2 separate regions of the Homo sapiens genome follow, and region 2 is linked to region 1. A link is a loop called in an ENCODE intact Hi-C map of the cell type or tissue named here. Cell type or tissue: ascending aorta. All regions are shown on one strand. Links, peaks and the distances in the headings refer to the core of each region. The heading gives the core; the rest is flanking DNA.

The links. Peaks named below come from ENCODE experiments on the same cell type or tissue, not always from the same donor. Only the 100,000 strongest peaks of a DNase experiment are listed, where the experiment ranks them.
Region 2: a loop joins it to region 1, with 4 times the contacts of the local background. A loop is called at or near these places in 4 of 110 quality-filtered maps.

The regions. Positions count from the first base shown.
Region 1 is chr1:10,118,231-10,130,173 of GRCh38, forward strand. UBE4B (ubiquitination factor E4B) reads left to right here. Exons shown (of 28, transcript NM_001105562.3): 9 at 1,283-1,383; 10 at 3,732-3,846; 11 at 8,564-8,647; 12 at 11,162-11,218. Among named protein-coding and RNA genes, the nearest start is that of KIF1B, 86 kb to the right of the region's middle. In ascending aorta, for the core only: no CTCF peak of the experiment used is centred there; a DNase peak (open chromatin) is centred at 4,951; H3K27ac peaks cover 5,101 bases.
Region 2 is chr1:10,061,775-10,073,717 of GRCh38, forward strand. It overlaps UBE4B (ubiquitination factor E4B), which reads left to right. Exons shown (of 28, transcript NM_001105562.3): 2 at 10,254-10,440. Among named protein-coding and RNA genes, the nearest start is that of UBE4B, 35 kb to the left of the region's middle. In ascending aorta, for the core only: no CTCF peak of the experiment used is centred there; DNase peaks (open chromatin) are centred at 5,047 and 5,427; H3K4me3 peaks cover 1,268 bases; H3K27ac peaks cover 5,008 bases.

The DNA of each region.
Region 1 (11,943 bases), core at 1,570-9,569:
ACCTCGTTGCCCACTGGTTAGTTTCATATTTGTAAAGGGCCTTCTTTGGGCTTTGTTGTACTTAGCCTTAGTGGAAGCGAAATGAGTGGGCATGTCTCCAAGGTTTTTTGTTTTTTTTGTTTTTTGAGATGGAGTCTCGTTCTCTCACCCAGGCTGGAGTGCAGTGGCGCTATCTCAGCTCACTGCAACCTCCACCTCCTAGGTTCAAGCAATTCTCCTGCCTCAGCCTCCTGAGTAGCTGGGATTACAGGCACCTGCCACCACACCCAGCTAATTTTTTTTTTTTCTTTTGAGACGGAGTTTCACTCTTGTTGCCCAGGCTGGAGTACAATGGCACAATCTCGGCTCACCGCAACCTCTGCCTCCTGGGTTCAAGTGATTCTCCTGCCTCAGCCTCCCGAGTAGCTGAGATTACAGGCATGAGCCACCATGCCCGGCTAATTTTGTATTTTTAGTAGAGATGGGGTTTCTCCATATTAGTCAGGCTGGTCTCTAACTCCCGACCTCATGTGATCTGCCCACCTTGGCCTCCCAAAGTGCTGGGATTACAAGTGTGAACCACTGCACCCGGCACACCCAGCTAATTTTTATGTTTTTTTTAGTGGAGATGGGGTTTCACCATGTTGGCCAGGCTGGTCTTTTTTTTTTTTTTTTTTTTTTTTTTTTTTTTTGAGATGGAGTCTCACTCTGTCACCAGGCTGGAGTGCAGTGGTGCAATCTTGGCTCACTGCAATCTCTGCCTCCTGGGTTCAAGTGATTCCCCTGCCTCAGCCTCCTGAGTAGCTGGGACTACAGGCGTGCACCACCATGTCTGGCTAATTTTTTGTCTTTTAGTAGAGATGGGGTTTCACCATGTTGGCCAGGATGGCGTCGATCTCCTGACCTTGTGATCCGCCCTTCTTGGCCTCCCAAAGTGCTGAGATTACAGGCGTGAGCCACCGTGCCCGGCCCAGGCTAGTCTTAAACTTCTGACCTCAAGTGATTTGCTTGCCTTGGCCTCCCAGAGTGCTGGAATTACAGGTGTGAGCCACCGCGCCTGGCCTCTAAGGTTCTTAAGTATAAGTTTGGTCACCTCAAACTTACGCTTCTTTCTTCTCTGACATCAGTTTCTGCAGAGGCAGTACACTTGGAAGGCACAGTTACTGTAGCTCGTTCACTAAGAATAAAGGAAGAGGAAAGCACGCTGTTTACTGATGGTCCATCCCTTTTAACTCTTATTTTTAACAGCATGGAATTGTATTGTTTGTTTCTTGTCGTCCTCACTTCCACCTTTCCTTTTCAGATGTGCAGCCAGCCAGCAGTCAGCCAGCTTCTGAGCAACATCCGCTCACAGTGCATATCCCATACTGCTTTAGTACTACAAGGCTCCCTAACACAGCCCAGGTATGAAGACCCGTGACGTGCTTGACATTAGCAGGCAGAGAGCCCTAGCCGTCAGTGGACATCAGGCTCTCTGGCCATTCTTGCACCACCTTAGATAACTCCCTTCCTCACCTGTAAAATGAAGGTCCCTTTCCTTCGCTAAAATACTATGAAAATAAACACTCCTTTCTTCCTCATCTTCTAAAGTAGTACAAAGCATATTTTAAAAAGAAATTAGTTATGTTTTAAGAATTCTGCCTGCTTTTTGAAATAGACCATTGTTGAACTATGTGGACAAGCATGGCAGAAAATTAGTAACTGACTATACAGCAACTGCCTGAAGTTGGTGGAGGTATTTGATAAAATGTGTAGATCATCACCTTCCATGTATAACACGGTCAATTTCTGTTACTGAGTAATAAACAATAGTAATGGAATGGATAGTTTAGGAATCAACCAAAGTGCTACATTATTTGCTTCTGAGAATCCTATAAAGGTTGCAAATTTTTGTTTTTATTTTGTTTTTAAAAATTTTTTTTCTTTGCCTCTCAGTCTTCTAAAGGTAGCAAGTTTTTAAAAAGGATGTGTATTTCATTTCTTTTATATAAAAAATATCTAAAGGGAAAAGCTTACATTTAAAAGTTTAGGCCGAGCATGGTGGCTCACACCTGTAATCCCAGCACTTTGGGAGGCTGAGGCTGGCGGATCACCTGAGGTCAGGAGTTTGAGACTAGCCTGGCCAACATGGCAAAATTCCGTCTCTACTAAAAATACAAAAGACTTAGCTGGGCATTGTGGCATGTGCCTGTAATCCCAGCCACCTGGGAGGCTGAGGCCAGAGAATCGTTTGAACCCAGGAGGTGGAGGTTGCAGCCGAGATCGTGCCACTGCACTCCAGCCTGAGTGACAGAGCAGGACTCTGTCTCAAAAAATAAAAATTAATAAAATAATAAAAAATTAAAAGTTTACAGGCCAGGCTCATGCCTGTAATCCTATCACTTTGAGAGGCCAAGGCAGATGGATTGCCTGAGCTCAGGACTTCATGACCAGCCTGGGCAACATGGTGAAACCCTATCTCTACTAAAAATACAAAAAATTAGCTGGGCATGGTGGCACGCACCTGTAATCCCAACTACTGGGGAGGCTGAGGCACGAGAATTGCTTGAACCCGGGAGGTGGAGGTTGCAGTGAGCTGAGATCACGCCACTTCACTCCAGCCTGGGCAACAGAGCAAGACTGTCTCAAAAAATAATAATAATACTAAATAAATAAAAATTCACAAACATAACATTACATTTATTTATTCTAGGTGTTCTTATGTTATTTTGTATGCCATAACCATATGTTTTTGAAACTTTTCAAAAAGAAGGAAAATTATATACATGTACCAAAACTTTAAAAAACGTTCCTTGATTAAAATTAATAAGCCCTCAGCCACTACTAATATTTTTTCCCCCAATTTAGATGAGGCATAAAGAAACATATAATACGGCCAGGCGTGGTGGCTTACATCTGTAATCCCAGCACTTTGGGAGGCCAAGGCAGGTGGATCACCTGAGGTTAGGAGTTTGGGACCAACATGGTGAAACCCCATCTCTACTAAAAATACAAAAATTAGCCAGGCGTGGTGGCAGGCGCCTGTAGTCCCAGCTACTTGGGAGGCTGAGCAGGAGAATCACTTGAACCCGGGAGGCGGAGGTTGCAGTGAGCCGAAATTGCGCCACCATACTCCAGCCTGGGCAACAGAGCGAGACTCCATCTCTAAAAAACAACAAACAACAACAAAAAAAACATATAATACTTCTTTTTTATTTTTATTTATTTATTTATTTTTAAGAGACAGAATCTCACTCTGTTGTCTAGGCTGGAGTGCTCACTATAACCTCAAACTCCTGGGCTCAGGCAGTCCTCCTGCCTCAGCCTTCCAAGTAGCCAGGACTCCAGGCACACACCATCTTGCCCAGTTGATATTTTCATCTTTTGTAGAGACAGAGTCTTGCTGTGTTGCCCAGACTGGTCTTCAACTCTGGGCCTCAAGTGATCCTCCCACCTCAGCCTGCCAAAGTGCTGGTATTGCAGGCGTGAGCCACCGTGCCTGGCCATGCTTCCTTTTTTCAGTGCTTCATTTTTAAAGGGCTCTATGTAGGAAAAGATGAATTCTTTGAAAATTCCCATAGTGTCTCATTAAAAAGACCAAAAAGTGATTACTATTGGTAAGAAGGGTTAGCTTTCGCCTGAAACTATTTTGCAGAATATTTGGGAGATGTCAAGTTTGACTTTTGACTGGGCAGTTGTTGCTGACATGACATTTCACGTGCCTCTGTAGTGAGTTGACTTCATCACCGTCCCTAATGTTCATGGGTCCACAGGTCCTTGCAGCAGCCGTCCTTCCTAGTGCCGTATATGCTGTGTAGGAATCTCCCATATGGCTTCATTCAGGAACTGGTGAGAACCACTCACCAGGATGAAGAAGTGTTCAAGCAGGTACGGTCGTATGAGTTTGCTCTTGCAAATTTTAGCCTGAGAGCCTCTATGTCGAGGCTAATTTCTGACCATTGAAAACTTTTGCCTGAATTCGAACATCCATGTGTTATTAGAGAGAAGGCCTACCCAATATTCTTTTGAGGAAATCAGATTGACAGCTGCATTGTTCAAATCATGTGCCCATTTCAACGAATCAGTCAAACATCTATCTTCTAAACAAGGTCTGCACTAGGTGCTTCGGGCAATATGAAAAAAATATGTAAGGCCCCGTTCCTGATTTCAAGGAGCTTTTAAAACAAGAATACCCAGAGACGGCATAAGGCATGATATGCATTTGCCAGATAAGTAGTGTCAAAAATTCATTCTCTGAGTTTGTAAGATTAACTTAATGACCATATTAGCTCATTGGCAGCCTGCATGCCATATAGAATCTTTGTCTTCTTCCCACTAGGAAAGATGTCTCATATCTTCCTAATTATTTCATTTGGTATTTATACATTGTTTTGGTATCTCATTGTGTAAAGCCAGGTGAAAATGCAGATATGTAGTGCTTAAAAATAAAGCTGTGTACGTAGTCTTGAAGGTTTCTTCCAAGGTGAAACTTTGTTGTTAACATTGCTGTTTGAAGGACCTGTTTGGGAAAGTAAGCACTTTGCCTTTAGCAACTGTCACACAAGTTTTTTCCCTGATGAAAGGGCTTTTATCAAATTTTCTTACAGTTTGCTGTATCATCACTTCCTTTTTTGTGACTACAGAGAATAACAGAGGCAATAGCTATAATTGGTATGATTCCTTTCACTCTGTTTTATACCTAAGATTATTTATAACTGTTAATTTTAAGACCTTTGAATTCTTGGGAATTGTGTTTTCAGCAGTCTTCAAAATATTTGTAAAAGAAGCAGCCAGGATCCAAGAATAAAAATTCCAGTTAGTGTTGTGTATTCTGTCTGGAATTCACTAGCTGTTTATCTTAGGTGATGATCTTACTGACTAATGGAAATATTAATGGCAACATAGTGAGCTTTTCTTCTCTAGAAGGGTAAGTGAACTCTCAGGAAAATAAATCACTGTCGGCCGGGCGCAGTGGCTCACGCCTGTAATCTCAACACTTTGGGAGGCTGAGGCGGATGGATCGCCTGAGGTCAGGAGTTCGAGACCAGCCTGGCCAGCGTGGTGAAACCCGGTCTCTACTAAAAATGCAAAAATTAACTGGGTGTGGTGACGGGTGTCTGTAATCCCAGCTACTTGGGAGGCTGAGGTAGGAGAATTGCTTGAACCAAGGAGACGAGGTTGCAGTGAGCCGAGATTACACCACTGCATTCCAGCCTGGGTGACAGAGCAAGACTGTCTCAAAAAAAAAAAAAAAAAAAAAAAAAATTACTGTCTTGGAAGGTTTGAGTGATGCACTACATTAAAGAGGTAATGGGTAGTAATTAGAATACTTTTCCTATTCAAGAAGATACCATTTGAGGAATCGAGTAGTTCTCTCTATATAAAATCAGCCCAGTGACCAGCTGAAAGGGGTATATTGAGCCTACTTTATTCATAAACAAACTTACACAAGAGGTTATGAAATGACCTCTGGGTGTTTTTTGTTTGTTTGTTTCCCCATCACCAGCTTTGGACAGAGAAGTCCTGCATTTTTTAAATTAAGATGAAATTCATATAACATCAAACCACCGTTGTTGTTTTGTTTTGTTTTGTTTTGTTTTTTGAGATGGAATTTTGCTCTTGTTGCCCAGGCCTAAGTGCAATGGCATGATCTCGGCTCACTGCAACCTCCGCCTCCCGGGTTCAAGCGATTCTCCTGCCTTAGCCTCCCAAGTAGCTGGGATTACAGGCGCCTGCCACCACACCCAGCTAATTTTTTGTATTTTTATTAGAGACGGGGTTTCACCATGTTGGCCAGACTGGTGTTGAATTCCTGATGTCAGGTGATCCACCCGCCTCAGCCGCCCAAAGTGCTGGGATTACAGGCATGAGCCAGCACACCTGGCCTCAAGCCATCATTTTGAAGTGTACAATTCAGTGGCATTTACTACATTCACAGTGTTATACGACCACCACAGACCTGTTTATTCTATTAATTAATTAATTAATTTTGAGGGTGAGTCTCTCTCTGTTACCCAGGCTGGAGTGCAGTGGCGCCGTCTCAGCTCACTGCAACTTCCACCTTCTGGGTTCGAGCGATTCTCCTGCCTCAGCCTCCCAAGTAGCTGGGATTATAGGAGCGTACCACCATGCCCAGCTAATTTTTGTATTTTTAGTAGAGATGAAGTTTTGTCATGTTGGCCAGGCTGGTCTTGAACTCTTGGCCTCAAGGCTGGTCTTGAACTCTTGGCCTCAAGTGGTCCGCCCACCTCGGCCTCCCAAAATGCTGGGATTACAAGTGTGAACCACAGCGCCTGGCCCAGACCTGTTTGTTTTTAATCCCAGAATTCTGCTGACTTTTCAGCCACTCAGTGTTGAATACTCTTTGTCTTTTCTTATGTGCTACCATGTGTTTTATCTAGAGAGGAATGATAACTGGGATGGAGCTGTTGGACTGCAAAGCAGCATTTTACCTTTTTGTCTTGAAAGAGTGGCAAATGTGAATTATTAAATCTTTGACTGAAATATCTACCTCCTTTTAATGTTTGAGAAATGTTCACAGATAAATAAATAGCAGCTAGAATTTAGGACTGGAGGTGGATACTTACAGTATTTTTAATCAGTGCTAGGAGGTATTCATTTGAAAATTGAAGAATTATTTAAAATATATAGGTCAGGCCAGGCATGGTGGCTCACGCCTGTAATCCTAGCACTTTGGGAGGCCGAGGCAGGTGGATCGCCTGAGCTCAGGAGTTCGAGACCAGGCTGGGCAACATGGCAAAACCCCATCTCTACTCAAAATACAAAAAATTAGCTGGCGCAGAAGTGCATGCCTGTAGTCCCAGCTACTTGGGAGGCTGAGGCAGGAGAATCTCTTGAACCCGAGTGATGGAGGCTGCATTTAGCTGAGATCGCGCCACTGCACTCCAGCCTGTGCGACAGAGTGAAATTGTGTCTGGAAAAAAGAAAAAGAAAAAGAAAAAGATTATGCTTAGTAATATTTTACCTGTGCAATGCACAAAAGGATAACTATACAAGAAAGTGTAATTATATTTTACTTGTAGCCTCCCTAAAAAAATTTGGAGATTTTTCAGGACAACCAGTTATGAACTAATTTTTGGTGATTCTGGAACCTCTGTTTGTCTTTTCTTCCTCATTACAATGTTGGCATTCCCCAGCTCCACACCTGAGTGTTACTTCTCCATTTTTATCTGGCATATGAGAGCAAGTTACATCTACCTTGATTGTTGGTATTGCAGAAACCATAGAATGATCTCTTCCAGAGCTGTATTGATATCTCACAACACTCCACGGACACTTTGTCATCCAGGGCACCTGTGTTTTATACTGTGCTCTTTAAATTATTAAGGTGCTCATGGAATGAAATTAGTAGGAAAGGGAATTTTTCAAGTTTTCTAGTGGCTACATAGTATACTCCTATTACAACTTGTTGGCATTCAGATTGTCAGCTGTTGTTTACAACATTTCTATTTAATGTTATTAGCCTTGAATCCCAACCAACTCCCTAAATGTGTTGATCAGTGCTTGCATTGTGAAATTTGAAGATGAGCTAGGCTGAGTAAATCTTACATGGTGTTACCTGGTATTAATCATAAATGTATAAAAGCAGATTTGAGTTCCTTTAAGTGCCAATAGCAGGTTAATGTATTAATTACACTATATGTGGAGGTAAGGCTTTCTAACTAAAGCTTTCTTTGTAAATTTCAACATTTACCAACTAGCTCTTTGCTCTAATTTAAGTTTAATGTAGTAATAATGTTGATTGTTGGCCTGTTTATCTTGTTTTCCTCAAAATAAATGGGGAAAAGCTTTTAAAAAATATTGATAGAGGGCCAAGCGCGGTAGCTCATGCCTGTGATCCCAGCACTTTGGGAGGCTGAGGCGGGTGGATCACGAGGTCAGGAGTTCGAAACCAGCGTGGCCAACAAAGTGAAACCCCGTCTCTACTAAAAATACAAAAATTAGCCAGGTGTGGTGGCACATGCCTGTAATCCCAGCTGGCTCGGGAGGCTGAGGCAGGAGAATCACTTGAACCCCAGAGGCACAGGTTGCAGTGAGCCAAGACTGTGCCATTGCACTCCAGTCTGGGTGACAGAGCGAGACTCCGTCTCAATATAGATAGATAGATAGATAGATAGATAGATAGATAGATAGATAGATAGATAGAAAGGAGGAAATATTGGAACATTTAATTGAATTTTTTAACAGGTTATAGATGCTTGGTAATCAAGAACATATTAGTTGCTGAGATGTGCAGAATTTAATTGAGTAGAGCAACGACTCCTGGAGAGTTCTTCAACAGGCTCCAAATGTATGGGTTTTGTTGAATTACTGGGTTTTGTTGAATTACTGGGGGTCCTGTCAGAGTATTAGAGTTCACCAAACTCCTCTTACTTCTGGAGAATTCAGCTGTATTACTTTATGGTTAGACTTGTCAAAGAACAGGTCAACACTCTGGCTGAATTCTAGACTTTTATATGCAAAAAAGCTTTTCCCTGGGGAAGGAATGAAATTTGGACATTCAGTTCTAGCACCTTATTTGACATACTTCCCACTCTTAGATTCTCTTAAACTTATATTTCTGATTTTGTTTTTTTTCTTATAGATATTTATCCCCATTTTACAAGGCCTGGCTCTTGCTGCCAAAGAGTGCTCCCTCGACAGTGACTACTTTAAATACCCCCTCATGGTAAAACTTTGTTCTTTTTCTTTAACTCATTCAATAGATGTTTTTCTTTCAGATTATTTTGACATATACTTTTCTTTCAGGTCCATGAGATCAACCTTGTTTTCAAATTTAAAACATGAAATCACTGTGTTGGCCATGCAGAGTGTTTGGTGTGCAGTGAGATGCATCAGTGAAGACAGTTAGCAGCCTGGTACATCTTCCACCTATCCAAGTCCTAGACAGGAGTTAAATGCACTTATTACAATGTACTTTGTATAGCTTATGAAAAAGATAACTTATCTCCTAGCAATGAGCATACCATAGTTGGGATGAAATTTTGTTACTTAAAAAAAAAAAACCTATTAAAAATGCAAATAAAAAAGGCAAAGCTGTACATACTAAGAAAATGAATACAATTTTATCTTTATGTGTTTACTTTGTGCAGAAAATCTCAGTGTAGCTCTCTTGTTCACCCTCCCTGTTTCCTAAGGTCATATTTACTTGGGAAGTAGAAATCTGCTTAGCTCTTTAACGCACTTAGAGCAGGCATACATTGTGGACAGAAGCTTCAGCTAGATTCCCATGGGGAGGCTTGAATGTTGTGAAAATGCTGAAACTAGAATGAAAATTAGAAGCTCCTTTCTGTTCTGAATTCGCTTATTTGAAATTTTGGGAGAAAAGTATTTTGAAGTGTTACTGAATATTTTCGTTGCAGAAGTGTAAAGGAAAAAATATCAAAATGAAATTAGTTTATTCTATGTATAAATTAAGTCTTATGTAAATTGAGACCATGGTTGTTTTTCTTACTGTATTTATTTCTTTTACTTATTCCACTGATTGGATTCCATTATACCATGAATTCATTACTGACGATCTGTTCTGTGCTAGACACTGGTGATACAGAAGCTAGGAAGACAAGGTCCCTCTCCTCAAGGCACTCATAATCTACTGCAAAAATAAGAGCTACAGCGCAACAGTTGAACAGATACTGTGATAAATGTTAAAACAGAGCTGTACACAAAGGGTGTATTTATCTATTTAAAAAATTCAAACCTGTCATGGCACTAAAAGGCTACAAGAATGCTGGGAAATTAGAAGGTGAAACCAGAATTCCTACTTTAAAAAATAATTTTAAGTGGATTTATGCCAGAGCTCTTTCCATTGTACATGTTATTGGGGCTCCTGGTAAAATTATTTGAATCCTTATGTATTGTTCTCCCTGTGGCAGATAAAAGGAAGTGGAATAATCTGATTGTTTGAGTTCAGTGATGAAATATTTTAGTGAACACTAATTATCACCATATTATGTAGATGTTCCTTCATGGGACTGTTGGCTTTTGGGTTGTGGTGTGAATTAGCTTGATGTTTCAGTGAGGAGCTTTTAGCATCTGATATCACCAAAATGTCCTTTTGTTCAAAAGACAGAGGCCTCCATTGTGGTAGACAGTGATTTCATTTTGTGCCATTATTGATGCTTGCATAATAACGAGGACACAGTGAGTGAGAGGGTACAATAATGAGAGGCAGGAAGCGGAAGACTGTTGAAGCTAAAATCAGAAATCATTGTGATCATTCTCTAGGTCAGTGGATCCTGCTGTGCCATACGTTGGAATCACCTTGGAATCAGCTGGGGATCTTTAAAGGTGTTTCTGCCTGGCTCCCCACCCCAGACCTTGTGATTTAATTCACCAGGGGTGTGGCATGGCATTGGGGTTTCCAAAGGCTTCCCATGTGATCCTAATATGCAGCCACGTTTGTGAACTCCTGCACTAGGCAGTGAGAACGCTTCCTTCTGAGTTGAGGCTGCCTGAACCTCAAAGGCATCTCAACGTTGTGTCAATGCCTAAATGCACTCTTCGGCTCATGTAGCAACTTCTAGAGCTGCGTCCGAATCACAGAGGAAATTAACTGTTGAAAATAATGTTTGATTGAGTTACCATGGGCATGCTAAATTATGTTTATGTCCCTAAAAAGTGTTTTTCATCGTTCTCTAATGTTAGGATGGTTGGATGTCTGAAGGAAAGTGTTGGAATTCTTAAAAGTACTAGAAATCTTGAAACCAAGTTATGTTTTTAAATATGTTTTGAATTTGATAGCTTATTAAATTGTAATTATTTATAGTCATGTTTAACACTGGCAAGAGGAGCCATCTAAAGTTTATGAAATAAATCTTTTTGACATGGAAAGATATGAAGTGGAAAAACTTTTTTGTAAAAAACATATATAGATACAGTACACAAAAATATATCTGAAAACTGTTGCTCAAAATATCAATAGAGGTTATCTTTGAGGGTAAAGCTTGAGTAATTTTTAGTTTCATTTTATATTTCTGTTTTATTTCAAGTTTTCACATTGCATGTGTTTTAGTTTATTAATCAGAAAAAGTAGTGAAGCTGCTGCCATTTCAGAGGGAATGCATGTGTGCCATTTTAGAGGGAACGAATTTATAGCAGCAGTTAAAACTGTTTCTTTATGCTACAAATGACAGTCAGTTTAAGATGAAATGCATTTAAATGACTCTGATCTTATTTCTAGGCACTAGGTGAGCTCTGTGAAACCAAGTTTGGGAAGACACACCCTGTGTGCAATTTGGTAAGCACTCACCTGATGGGCTTGCACATTTTCAGTGAATATATCATAACCCAGAAGGCATTCCTCTAGTGAGATGGCCTGGAAAATGTCTCTTGAAGGACATTTAGGTGTAGGCGGAGGTAACGTGTCTGGGAGGCTCTCAACTGTTACATTTTTGTTAGACACGTTATATCCTGCATTACAGTTGTTCATTTCTATGATTTTTTTCCCTTTTTTTTCTAAGAATCTCACTCTGTCACCCAGGCTGGATGGAGTGCAGTGGTGGGATCTTGGCACACTGCAGCCTACGCCTCCTGGGTTCAAGTGAGTCTCGTGCCTCAGCCTCCCAAGTAGCTGGGAATACAGGCATGCATTACCATGCGAGGCTAATTTTTTTGTATTTTTAGTAGAGATGGAGTTTTACCATGTTGGCCAGGCTGGTCTCGAACTACTGACCTCAGGTGATCCACCCGCCTCAGCCTCCCAAAGTGTTGGGTTACAGGCGTGAGCCACCGCACCGGGCCTGTTTTTTTTCCCTTGACAAGTATTGTACAACTAAACTAACAAGAGGTATGGAAAAGTTATTCGAGTCCTTTGGTGGTATAAGAAGAGTTCATTTGAACTTCATCCAATAGTATCCTGAAACTTAAACATTCTTTTTTTTGAGACAGAGTCTCACTCTGTCACCCAGGCTGGAGCGCAGTGGCGCAATCTCAGCTCACTGCAACCTCTGCCTCCTGGGTTCA
Region 2 (11,943 bases), core at 1,300-9,299, 57 kb before region 1:
ACTCTCAAACTTTTTCCTTTGAATCTTGTTTTGCCATTAAGCATCTGCTGATGTTGAGGAGTGTTGTCAGTTACTTACTGTGTTGCTATACGTGTGTAGTGTGTGCTGATCTCACTCCTGGCTTTATCTTCTTTTTTCTTTTTTTTTTTTTTTTGAGACGAGGTCTCGCTCTGTTGCCAGGCTGGAGTGCAGTGGCGCGATCTTGGCTCACTGCAACCTCCGCCTCCTGGGTTAAAGCTTTTCTTCTGCCTCAGCTTCCTGAGTATCTGGGATTACAGGCGGGCACCACCACACCCAGCTAATTTTTGTATTTTTAGTAGAGACGGTGTTTCACCATGTTGGCCAGGATGGTCTCGATTTCTTGACCTCGTGATCCACCCACCTCGGCCTCCCAAAGTGTTGGGATTACAGGCCTGAGCCACCACACCCGGCCCTATTTTTTCTACCATCATTTTGCTTGTGTCCTAATTTCCTTATCTCTTTGAATTAAACTTGTTAATTTAATTAAGTTAAATTAAAAATACATTCGATGTGTGTTTTTTTGTTTGTTTCTTTTGAGGTGGAGTCTCGCTCTGTCGCCCAGGCTGGAGTGCCATGGCACGATCCTGGCTCACTGCAACCTTCACCTCCTGGGTTTAAGGGATTTTTCTTCCTCAGCCTCCCGAGTAGCTGGGATTATAGGCATGAGCCACCATACCCAGCTAATTTTTGTATTTTTAGTAGAGACGAGGTTTTGCCATTTTGGCGAGGCTGGTCTCGAACTCCTGACCTCAGGAGGTCTGCCCACCTTGGCTCCCAAAGTGTTGGGGCTGCAGGCGTAAGCCGCTGTACCGGCCGCCTTAATGCATTTTTTGTTAATCACTTTAAATCTTTCCTAGAACAAGAAAATAATGATAGTGAGGCCAGGTGCGGTGGCTCACGCCTGTAATCCCAGCATTTTGGGTGAGTGAGGCAAGTGGATCACCTGAGGTCAGGAGTTCAAGACCAGCCTGACCAACATGGCCAAACCCCATCTTTACTAAAAATACAAAATTAGCCGGGTGTGGTGGCACATGCCTGTAATCCCAGCGACTCGGGAGGCTGAGGCAGGAGAATGGCTTGTACCTGGGAGGCGGAGGTTGCAGTGATCCGAGATTGCACCATTGCACTCCAGCCTGGGAAACAAGAGTGAAACTCCGTCTCAAAAAAAAAAAAAAAGAAAAAGAAAATAGTGATGGCGAATAAAACAGATGTTGGGGCTGGGCATACTTTGGGAGGCCAAGGCAGGGGGATCACCTGAGGTCAGGAATTCGAAACCAGCCTGGCCAACATGGTGAAACCCCGTCTCTAATAAAAATACAAAAATTAGCTGGGTGTGGTGGCGCATGCCTGTAGTCCCAGCCACTGGGGAGGCTGAGGCAGGAGGATCGCTTGAACCCAGGAGGCAGAGGTTGCAGTGAGCTGAAACCGTGCCTCTGCACTCCCGCCTGGGTGATAGAGAGTGAGACCCTATCTCAAAAAAACAAAAACAAAACAGATGTCGGCAACCTGTAGGACATTTTTGGTTGGGTATTCTTCCAGGTACCTCACACTCAGTAATCTAATCATAACCCATCTTCTTAAAATCTCCTTCTGTATTTTCAATTTTAGGGTATTTTACCATTCATTTAGGTATCCAGGCCTGAAATCTAGATTATTCTTCTTCCTCACTTTTTACTTCCAAATAACAGCCAAGTTCTGTTGGGAACACAGATCAAGTATCTCCAGAGCTGTCCCTTTCCTATGCCCATTGCGCAGGCTTGCTTGTGGCCTGCCTCCATTCGTTCTCCACACAGTAGCTAGAGTGATTTGTTTTAAAAGGTACATCTGGGCCGGGTGAGGTGGCTAATGCCTGTAATTCCAACACTTTGGGAGGCCAAGTCAGGCGGATCACTTGAGGTCGTCAGGAGTTTGAGACCAGCCTGGCCAACATGGTGAAACCCCGTCTCTACTAAAAATACAAAAATTAGCTGGGTGTGGTGGCGGGTGCCTGTAATCCCAGCCACTCAGGAGGCTGAGGCAGGAGAATCGCTTGAACCAGGGAGGCAGAGGTTGCAATGAGCCGAGACCATGCCATTGCACTTCAGCCTGGGCAACAAAAATGAAACTGTCTCAATGAAAAAAAAAAAAAAGAAAAGTACATCTTACCTGGTTATTCCCCTGCTTAAATCCTTCAAAAGATGTCTTTCTTGCCTTCACGAACAAGTTCAGTGTCTTAGGATGGTATTCACAGCTCGTCATGAGCTTGTTGCAGCTTGTCTTTCTTGTCTGTGCCTCACCATGTCCATACACACTCATTCTTACCAACTACTCAGCGTTCCCTAAACAGTGTGTGTGCTCACAAAGCCTCCCAATCTCTGCCGGCGCTCCTTTGTTCCTCGTCTGCCTAACCCCTACCTGTCCTGAAAAAGAAACTTAAGTCAAGTAGTAAGCACATAGCATTTGTATGTGGTTCGATTTTCAAAATTGCTCTCTGGGATGATTCAGTTATTACATGAATATACAGTTAGTGTAAATGAATTTGAATCCTGAAAACCTAATATAAGATGGTGAAAAAAAGGTGATACTCTATGCACAAGCAAACTGCTGATCGCATCTCCGAGGAATTGTAGTATTTCTATGCATACGTGCAGTAAGTAATAGAACATCTTATTGAGCTTAAGCCAAAAATGGGATTTATTTTAAGGATACAGGAGTCTTCTTTCTGAACCTAGGGATAGAAAGATAGCTGGGTCACAGGAAGAGACTGGAATCAAGAATCCAGGTGCTGCCAGGGCTTCCTGTGTCTGCATCATTATCATTACCCTTCAGTTCCACTCTCTATCACCTCGTCTCTTTGTCACTTCCTTTTCCTCTCTCAACAGCCCTGGCTAGTCCATCTCTGTGCCTACTGTGTACTGCTGTACATGGCTAGAGAAAAAAACAAAAGCCATGCTGGTGGGTCTAACTTTTCCCTCAACTTTCTATTCTGGACTTTTTTTTTTTTTTTTAGATAGAGTCTCACTGTGTTGCCCAGGCTGGAGTGCAATGGTGCAATCTCTGCTCACTGCAGCCTCCACCTCCCGGGTTCAAGCAATTCTCCTGCCTCAGCCTCCTGAGTAGCTGGGGTTACAGGTGCCCGCTGCCATGCCCAGCTAATTTTTGTATTTTTGATAGAGGTGAGGTTTCACCATGTTGACCAGACTGGTCTTGAACTCCTGACCTCAAGTGATCCACCCGCCTGGCCTCCCAAAGTGCTGGGATTAAAGGTGTGAGCCACCGCGCCTGGCCCTAAAAATTTTTAAATCTGCAGAAAATTTGAATGACTCACCTAGATTCATCAGTTTATTTTTTGTTACATTCACTTTGTCTGTATATAAATGTGTGTATATACATCTATACACCCACACATACTTGTTGGTTTTGGCTGAACTATTTGAAAGTATGGAGAACCACTAAAGCAGATGGGAACTAGGAGGAAGGAAGGGAAGGCTTCATTGAGAAGGTAACATTTGAGCAAAGATCCAGGTCAGGGAGCAGGATATAGAGCAGTTATGGGGCAAGTGGCGGGAGGAGCATGCGGGGGAGGAAGGCACAGCTCCACAATAAGCAACCACCAGTGCCCAGCTGTGTGTTGAAGGAAGAGGAGACCGCTGTACTTCACTGTATTGTTGTCCACATATTCACCACCCCTGTCTGGGGAAGGTTCTATTTCCCCACGCTGCAGGGGTAGTTTCGGCCCTGTGACTGTTTTGGCCAGTTAAATGTGAACACAATTGAATGTGTCACCGCTGGGCCAGTGTGGAGTTTGCTCTGCCTCTTGCCCTTTGCCTGGGCGATTGCTAGTGTTCCCATTAGAGGCTGCTCTTTCACCCTGGGTCTTGGAGTGAAGACGTTATGGAGCAGGGCTACACTTTCATCTGAATGTTTTCCCACGGTAGATGTAGTGGGAAATAATAATGGTTTTCATTCTTTTCATCAGAAATTCTGTGAAAGAAGAAAGATGAGGAAAAATGGAAATTTACTGTGTCATTGCCATTTGCATTTATGTATAATTTGCACTAATAATAATGTTCATTATAATGTAAATCTACATCCTTTTAAAAAATAAATGGAATCATTATGTGTACCCTTTTGCAACCGGCTTTTTCAATTCAATTTTTTAAAAAATGGAAAATACACATAACATAAAAATATGCCTCATTTTAAAAGCAGTAGATATCGAAGTGAATATAACATATATCATTGTTCCCCTCCCTCCCTCCCCCCCTCCTTCCCTCCCCCACTCCTTCCCTCTCTCCCTCTCTACCTTCGTACCTCCCTCCCTTTGTACCTCCCTCCCTCTCTCCCTTCCTACCTTCCTTCCCTTTTGTTTCTATTTAGAGGCAGGGTCTCACTCTGACACCCCGGCTGGAGTGCAGTGGTATAATCATAGCTCGCTTCAGCCTTGACCTCCTGCCTCAGTCTCCCTAGTAGCTGGCACTACACATCGTGTGTGCCACCATGCCCAGCTAATTTTTTATTTTTTGTGGGATTGGGGGGGGAGGGGGTCTTGCCATGTTCCCCAGGCTGGTTTTGAACTTGTGGGCTCAAGTGATCCCCCTGCCTCAGCCTCCCAGAGTGCTGAGATTACAGGTGTGAGCCACCACATCTGACCATGAATTTTTTTTTTAAGGAAACTGATGAATTTTAGATCACAGAGCTGTGATGTTTGGATGTAAATGCATTTTTTGGAGAAACATTGTTGGGCTTAGATTAGGCCTACTGTGAAATTGTCATAGCATTTAATAAGTTTCAAACATGGCCAGCTGTGAAAAAAGAAAATAAAACCAATAATAATACTAGGAGTTATTGGCCAGGCAGGTGGCTCACGCTTGTAATCCCAGCACTTTGGGAGGCTGAGGCAGGTAGATAACCTGAGGTCAGGAGTTTGAGACCAGCCTGACCAACAAGGTGAAACCTCGACTCTACTAAAAATACAAAAATTAGCCAGGCATTTTGGCAGGCGCCTGTAGTCCCAGCTACTCGGGAGGCTGAGACAGGAGAATGGCATGAACCCGGGAGGCAGAGGTTGCAGTGAGCCAAGATCACGCTACCGCACTCCAACCTGGGTGACAGAGCAAGACTCCGTCTCAAAAAAAAACCAAAACAGAACTAGGAGTTATTGTCATCTTTCCAAGGAGACTACCCCAAAGAGAAAGTATTTCCAATTATTTTTCTTTATATTGGAATTCACTTTTTTTTAAAGTAGAAAAGTAAGACACTTTTGTAGAATGACTGTTTATTAAACTTATAACAGTGTTTTGTGGGTGTTTTTCCCCACAAACTGCTAAAAATAAGAGGAACAGTTTGGCCCATCCTGTCTTAGCTTCTGCCTGCAATCACAATGGCCTTCACTGTTTTGAATCTATTTTTAGTTCATCAGGAACGTGAGGGTGGGAAGTGCTGCGTCATATAACAGATTAGGAGAAAGCCCTATTTTAATGTCGTTTGTGAAATAAGAACTGAAACAGACAAGAAAAACTCTAGGAATGAGATTTCATGATTAGTATGTGTGGCTTTGAGTTGTGGTTTAGGACACAAATTGAGGAATTGGAAGTTCTTTATACTTTTTTTTTTCTCTGTGAGATAGGGGAAAACAAAATTCTCTTAAAAAAGGACTTTTGTTTAACTTAAAGGAGATTATGCCAGTCCTTTGGGTTAATGTTAAAAAAGTCAAGTAAACAATGAGAAAAATGTTTAATCATATTTTGGTGTGTTGTGACTATTTTTTGGTGTGTATCTCATATGTTCTGTTTGTGATAAAAAGTGAGGTTGCATCTCTTAGTAGTCAAATTAATTAGATACACTTTTTTTTTTTTTTGAGACCCGGCTCTCACCGGGTTGCACAGACTGGATTTTATGGCTCTCTGCAGCCTTGACCTTCCCAGACTCAGGTGATCCTCCCATCTCAGTATTTGTTGTTGTTGTTGTTGAGATGGAGTCTCACTCTATGGCCCAGGCTGGAGTGCAATGGCGTGATCTCAGCTCACTGCAAGCTCCGCCTCCTGGGTTCACGCCATTCTCCTGCCTCAGCTTCCCGAGTAGCTTGGACTACAGGTGGCCACCACCATGCCTGGCTAATTTTTTTGTATTTTTAGTAGAGACAGGGTTTCACCGTGTTAACCAGGATGGTCTCGATCTCCTGACCTTGTGATCCGCCCACCTCAGCCTCCCAAAGTGCTGGGATTACAGGGGTGAGCCATCATGCCTGGCCAGTTTTTTTTTTTTTTTTTAAGATGGAGTCTTGCTCTGTTGCCCAGGTTGGAGTGCAGTGGCACAATCTTGGCTCACTGCAACCTCCGCCTCCTGGGTTCAAGTGATTCTCCTGCCTCAGCCTCCCAAGTACCTGGGATTACAGGTGCCTACCACCACACCTGGCTAATTTTTGTATTTTTAGTAGAGATGAGGTTTCAGTATGCTGGCCAGGCCGGTCTCAAACTCCTGACATGAAGTGATCCCACCTACCTTGGCCTCCCAAAATGCTGGGATTACGAGCATGAGCCACTGCACCTGGCACAGTTTTCTTTTCTTTTTTCTTTTTCTTTTTTTTTTTTGAGCAGGAGTCTCGCTCTGTTGCCCAGGCTGGAGTGCAGTGGTGCGATCTCAGCTCACTGTGACCTCCTCCTCCCGGGTTGAAGTGATTCTCCTGCCGCGGCCTCCTCAGTAGCTGGGATTATGGGCGCGTGCCACCATACCTGGCTAATTTTTGGTATTTTTAGTAGAGATGGGGTTTCCCCGTGTTAGTCGGGCTGGTCTCGAACTCCTGACCTCGGGCCATCTGCCTGCCTTGGCCTCCCAAAGTGCTGGGATTACAGGCATGAGCCACTGTGCCCGGCCAGTTTTTGTATTTTTAGTAGAGCCGGTGTTTCTCCATGTTGCCCAGGCTGGAGGTAAACCTTTATACCTGTGATTGCACAAAGCCATTCTCTTGTGAGTCCCCTATCCAGATATTCCCAGGGCCTCAGGTTGCTAAACCAGTTCAAAGTTAACACCAGTGTAGAAGGCATTCAGACCACCCAAGGGCATTATCCTCTACTGAGAGCCCTGCTGTGGGCAGCCCAGAACGCTGCCCCCTGCATGGCTCTTCCTAAATTTTCCAGCGGATCTTTAAGATGGGGCAAAATGTATTCTCCCAATCTTCTCCTACTCCTTCTGTCATGTATGGACCTGCCTCTGTCTCTTAACTCTTTCTTCCTGCTTAATAGTCTGCAACATGCTTCACAAAGTCTTGATTCTTCAACCTTTTTTGAAACCTTAGAATCCTTTCTTTCTTCAACCGCATATTATAGTGAGTCAGAACATTTATTCTCTGTTTATATCACTGAGTAGAACATCTGAATTTAACATCTTGGGCTGAACTTGGCATTGAGGTTTAAGGTGACTTCATATTTTTTCCAACAATAGTGGGTATGCTCTTCCAATGATAATGATAACGTCAACTAATAAATTAGTCAATTTTATGTTCAGTGCATTTTTCTAGTATTTCTCATTTATTCAGCAGATATTTAGAGAGTACCTACCATGTGTCAGACACTGTTCTAGGCACTGGTGCAACGGAAGTTCTTGCTTTTAAGAAACTTCAATTAGGGGGATGGTAACTAAGCAATACACAAATAAATATATCACACATGTCATAGGGCAGATCAGAGCCACGGAGAAAAAATAAGTAGGGAAAGGGACAGGGTGGTGGTTTTCTCACAACCCTGTAAGGAAGATACTGGTTTTTTTCTTATTTTTTTGAGACGGAGTCTCACTTCATCGCCCAGGCTGGAGTGCAGCGGTGCGATATTGGCTCACTGCAACCTCCGCCTCCCAGGTTCAAGCGATTCTCCTGCCTCAGCCTCCCAAGTAGCTGGGATTGCAGGTGTGTGGCACCATGCCTGGCTGATCTTTGTATTTTTAGTAGAGACAGGGTTTTGCCGTGTTGGCCAGGCTGGTCTCGAACTCCAGACCTCAAATGATCCACCGCCTCGGACTCCCCTCGGCCGATGATTTCATCCCCATTGTACAGATGTGCAGTGTACGGATGTCCATTGTGCAGAAACTGAAGCAGAGAGCTGTTAAGTGACTTATCTGGATAGGCTCCAGATAAGTAAAGTAGTCAGTAATAAAGGTTGAATTTGAATTAGAAATCAAGCATGAACTCCTAAATTTAGCTGTCTGTAAGATAATGAAACTTGGCCCGGCATGGTGGCTCACACTTGTAATCCCAGCACTTTGGGGGGCCGAGGTGGAAGGATTGTTTGAGCCCAGGAATTTGAGACCAGCCTGGGCAACATGGTGAGATGCCATGTCTACAAAAAATTAAAAATTAGGTGGGTGTGGTGGTGCATGCCTGTAGTCCCAGCTACTTGGGAGGCTGAGACAGGAGAATCGCATGAACCTGGGAGGGGGAGGTTGCAGTGAGCCGAGATGGTGCCATTGTACTCCAGCCTGGGTGACAAGAGCGAAACTCCGTCTCAGAAAAAAAAAAAAATTACATGCTACACAGAAGACTATATTTAACATATAAACTATGAAGAAGAATAAGATGAATACCCATGAACTGATTACTCATAGTTGTAAGTATACAACCCAGTGAGTTTTCATAAAGTGGACATAGCTGTGACATTAGTATCCAGTTAAAATTAAAAAAAAAAAAAAAAAACCATTACCAGATCCCTAGAATCTCACTCCTGCCTCTCCCGAGCTGCTTCCTGCCCCTTTCCCACCAAGGATAACCATTATCCAAACTAATGGTATAGTTTAGTTTTTCTTATTTTCAAATTTTATAGAAATGGAATCATCCACTCTGTTTTTTTTACATCTGGCTTCTTTTGCTCAGGGGACATGGGTAAATCTGTTAGGAAGCTTTTGGAGATGCCCTGCTGTTAGTAGGAGTTCAACAAACACATTTTGAATGAATGGATTAATTTTTCTCTTTCAATAAGATGTTGCTCTTTAATTATATGTTAAAAGGAAGAAGTGGCAGATTGTATTTTTATTGAATCAAGTAAAAAAAGAAAATCTGATCATTTTGCTCCTACAAGTGATGGTTAAATTTGTGTCTTAGTGTAACTTTTGTTTCTCATTGTTTTAGTGAATTAAATTGGCTATTTATTCATTAATTTATTTTGGAGGTGGAGTCTCCCTCTGTTGCCCAGGCTAGAGTGCAGTGGTGCCATCTCAGCTCACTGCAATTGCCCTCCACCTCCCGAGTTCAAGTGATTCTCCTGCCTCAGTAGCTGGGATTACAGGCACGCATCACCACACCTGGCTAATTTTTGTATTTTTAGTAGAGACAGGATTTCACCATGTTGGTCAGGCTGTTCTCGAACTCCTGACCTCGTGATCCTCCTGCCTCAGCCTCCCAGAGTGCTGGGATTACAGGCGTGAGCCACCACACCTGGCCAATTGGCTATTTATTTTTAAATCTTACCTATTTGAAATGACCAAGTTAGGTCATTTTATTAAAATAACAACAAGCTTTAGTGTGTTACAAGCATAGGCTGGGCATGGTGCTTCATGCCCATAATCCTAGTACTCTGGGAGGCCAAGGTGGGAGGATCACTTGGGGCCAGGAGGTTGAGACCAGCCTGGGCAACATAGTGAGACCTCGTCTCTGTCAAAAATTAAAAAAAATTAATTAGCTGGACATGGTGGTTTGCACCTGTAGTGTTAGATACTTAGGAGGCCGAGGTGGGAAGATTACTTGAGCCCAGGAGTTCAAGGCTGCAGTGAGCTATGATTGAAATACTGCACTCCAGCTTGGGTGACAGAGAGACTCTCTCTAAAATGAAGTGTAATATGCTTACCGTAAATTCGCCATGTCAGCCAAGGAGGTGTGATAAACAGAGATGGTAAGGGAACTAACATACAGTATATACGTATTTATGTATGTATTTATGTATGTATGAATTAGAGGTGGGTTGTCACTGCTTTGCTCAGGCTGGTCTTGAACTCCTAGGCTCAAGCGATTACCCCCACCTCACCCTCCCAAGTAGCTGAGACTATAGGCAGGCACCGCTGAACCTGGCCAAAATACAGTTGTTAAAAACTCAAGTGATAGAGCTTGTAGGAATACTGGTAGAGCGAGTTATTCTCTCAGAAGAGTACTTTTGCTGAAGGCATATTGAGTTGTTAAACTCTGGTTTGGTTATGAATAATGTCATTCTCTGGCAGAATTGTGTTTCTGCTGATTAGTTATAGAATGCCCTTTTCCCCTCATGTTGTAGATTCGACGGAGGCGCCTTGCACGACTTGCTGGTGGACAGACCTCTCAGCCAACCACCCCACTCACCTCTCCCCAGAGGGAGAACCCTCCGGGGCCTCCCATAGCGGCATCAGCCCCAGGACCCTCTCAGAGTCTTGGTCTCAATGTCCACAACATGACCCCAGCTACCTCCCCAATAGGTGCATCAGGTAAGCCCAAGCTTCATACCTGGGACTCTTTTGTAATTCTTCTTAGCTTTTTGTTAAGCTGATGGTTGTGATGTTTCCAGAACAGATTAAAATGAAGCAGACATCAGCTCTTTAAAATCCTCCAAGCAGTAGTTTAAATATCATTGCAATGTGTTGTGTTATCGCTTTTTTTTTTATTGCAATCTGTTAAACCAATTGCTTTTCTTTCCATAACTTCCATCTTTTTTTTTTTCAAACAGGTTTAGGTATTATCTCTGATGACAAGATGATTAAGACTGAATTTGGTTCTGCTGATTTTATGAATTTGGTTGATGGTTTTAAGATAAAATAATCTGAAAATGCAAGATTAAAATAATGGTCAAAATGAACACCTCTAATTGCAGATTTCCTCGTCTTCATTCTGCATTGGCACAGAACTTTTTCTTTAACTTTTCAGAGGATAAAACTACCTGATAGGATGTTTAGAACTATCTCATTAAAAAGTAAAAGTTTATTTCTTTATAATAAATGAGCTGATGCTTGATATCCAGGACTGTCTTTGTTGGGAAATGATATTTCTCATACTGTGTATTTGAAAATATCTCTCTTTTGTCTGTGAACTTTTCTATCAAATATAGTATTATTGTCATATAATAATAATTACTATTTTATAATTAGGATTCTAGTTGCGTAAAGGGGGTGCTAAGAGAACTGCATTGATCATAATATCATCTAATAATTTGATAGCCTTCTGAATCATCTGTCTTCTTGATCTAGAATCGTGTCAATTAAAAGTATTTGCAGAGTTTTTGTTGCTGTACTTCTCGTTAGGTATCAGTGTAGACTATAGATATATATAAATGTTTATACCTAATGTGGTTCAACCAAAACATCTGTTAGTAATAAAGAAGATCCTTGCCTATAATGTTTCCTCTGTATGTCTCTGAGAAGCTCTGATGGTCTTCTGGTAGGATTGATGGGTTCAGGATTCCAAATGTGATTTTCCTTGGACACAGTACTGACAACAGTGCTCTTTGCCTCACCCTGGTCAGGCCATACCTGGAATGCTGGAATCTGTCCTGGAGAGAACCTCTCTCACTTTGTCTTACTTGCTTATTTAAACCAGGATCTTGGTTAAATCCCATTCCCCACCTACACTGGAATAAGGCTATAGAAAAACTCAGAACCATTTGAACTAATTGAAAACTTTTGAAATGTCTGTCTCATTTCGAATTCATGATTACATGGCTGGGTGTGGTTGCTCATGCCTGTAATCCCAGCACTTTGGGAAGCCAAGGTGGGTGGATCAGTTGAGGTCAGGAGTTTGAGATCAGCCTAGCCAACATGGTGAAAGCCCGTCTCACAAAAAAAATACAAAAAGCCGGGTGTGGTGCTACCTGCCTGTAATTCCAACTACAAGAGAGGCTGAGGCATGAGAATTGCTTAAACCCGGGAGGTGGAGGTTGCAATGAGCCAAGATTGCGCTACTGCACTCCAACCTGGTGATGGCGTGAGATTCTGTCT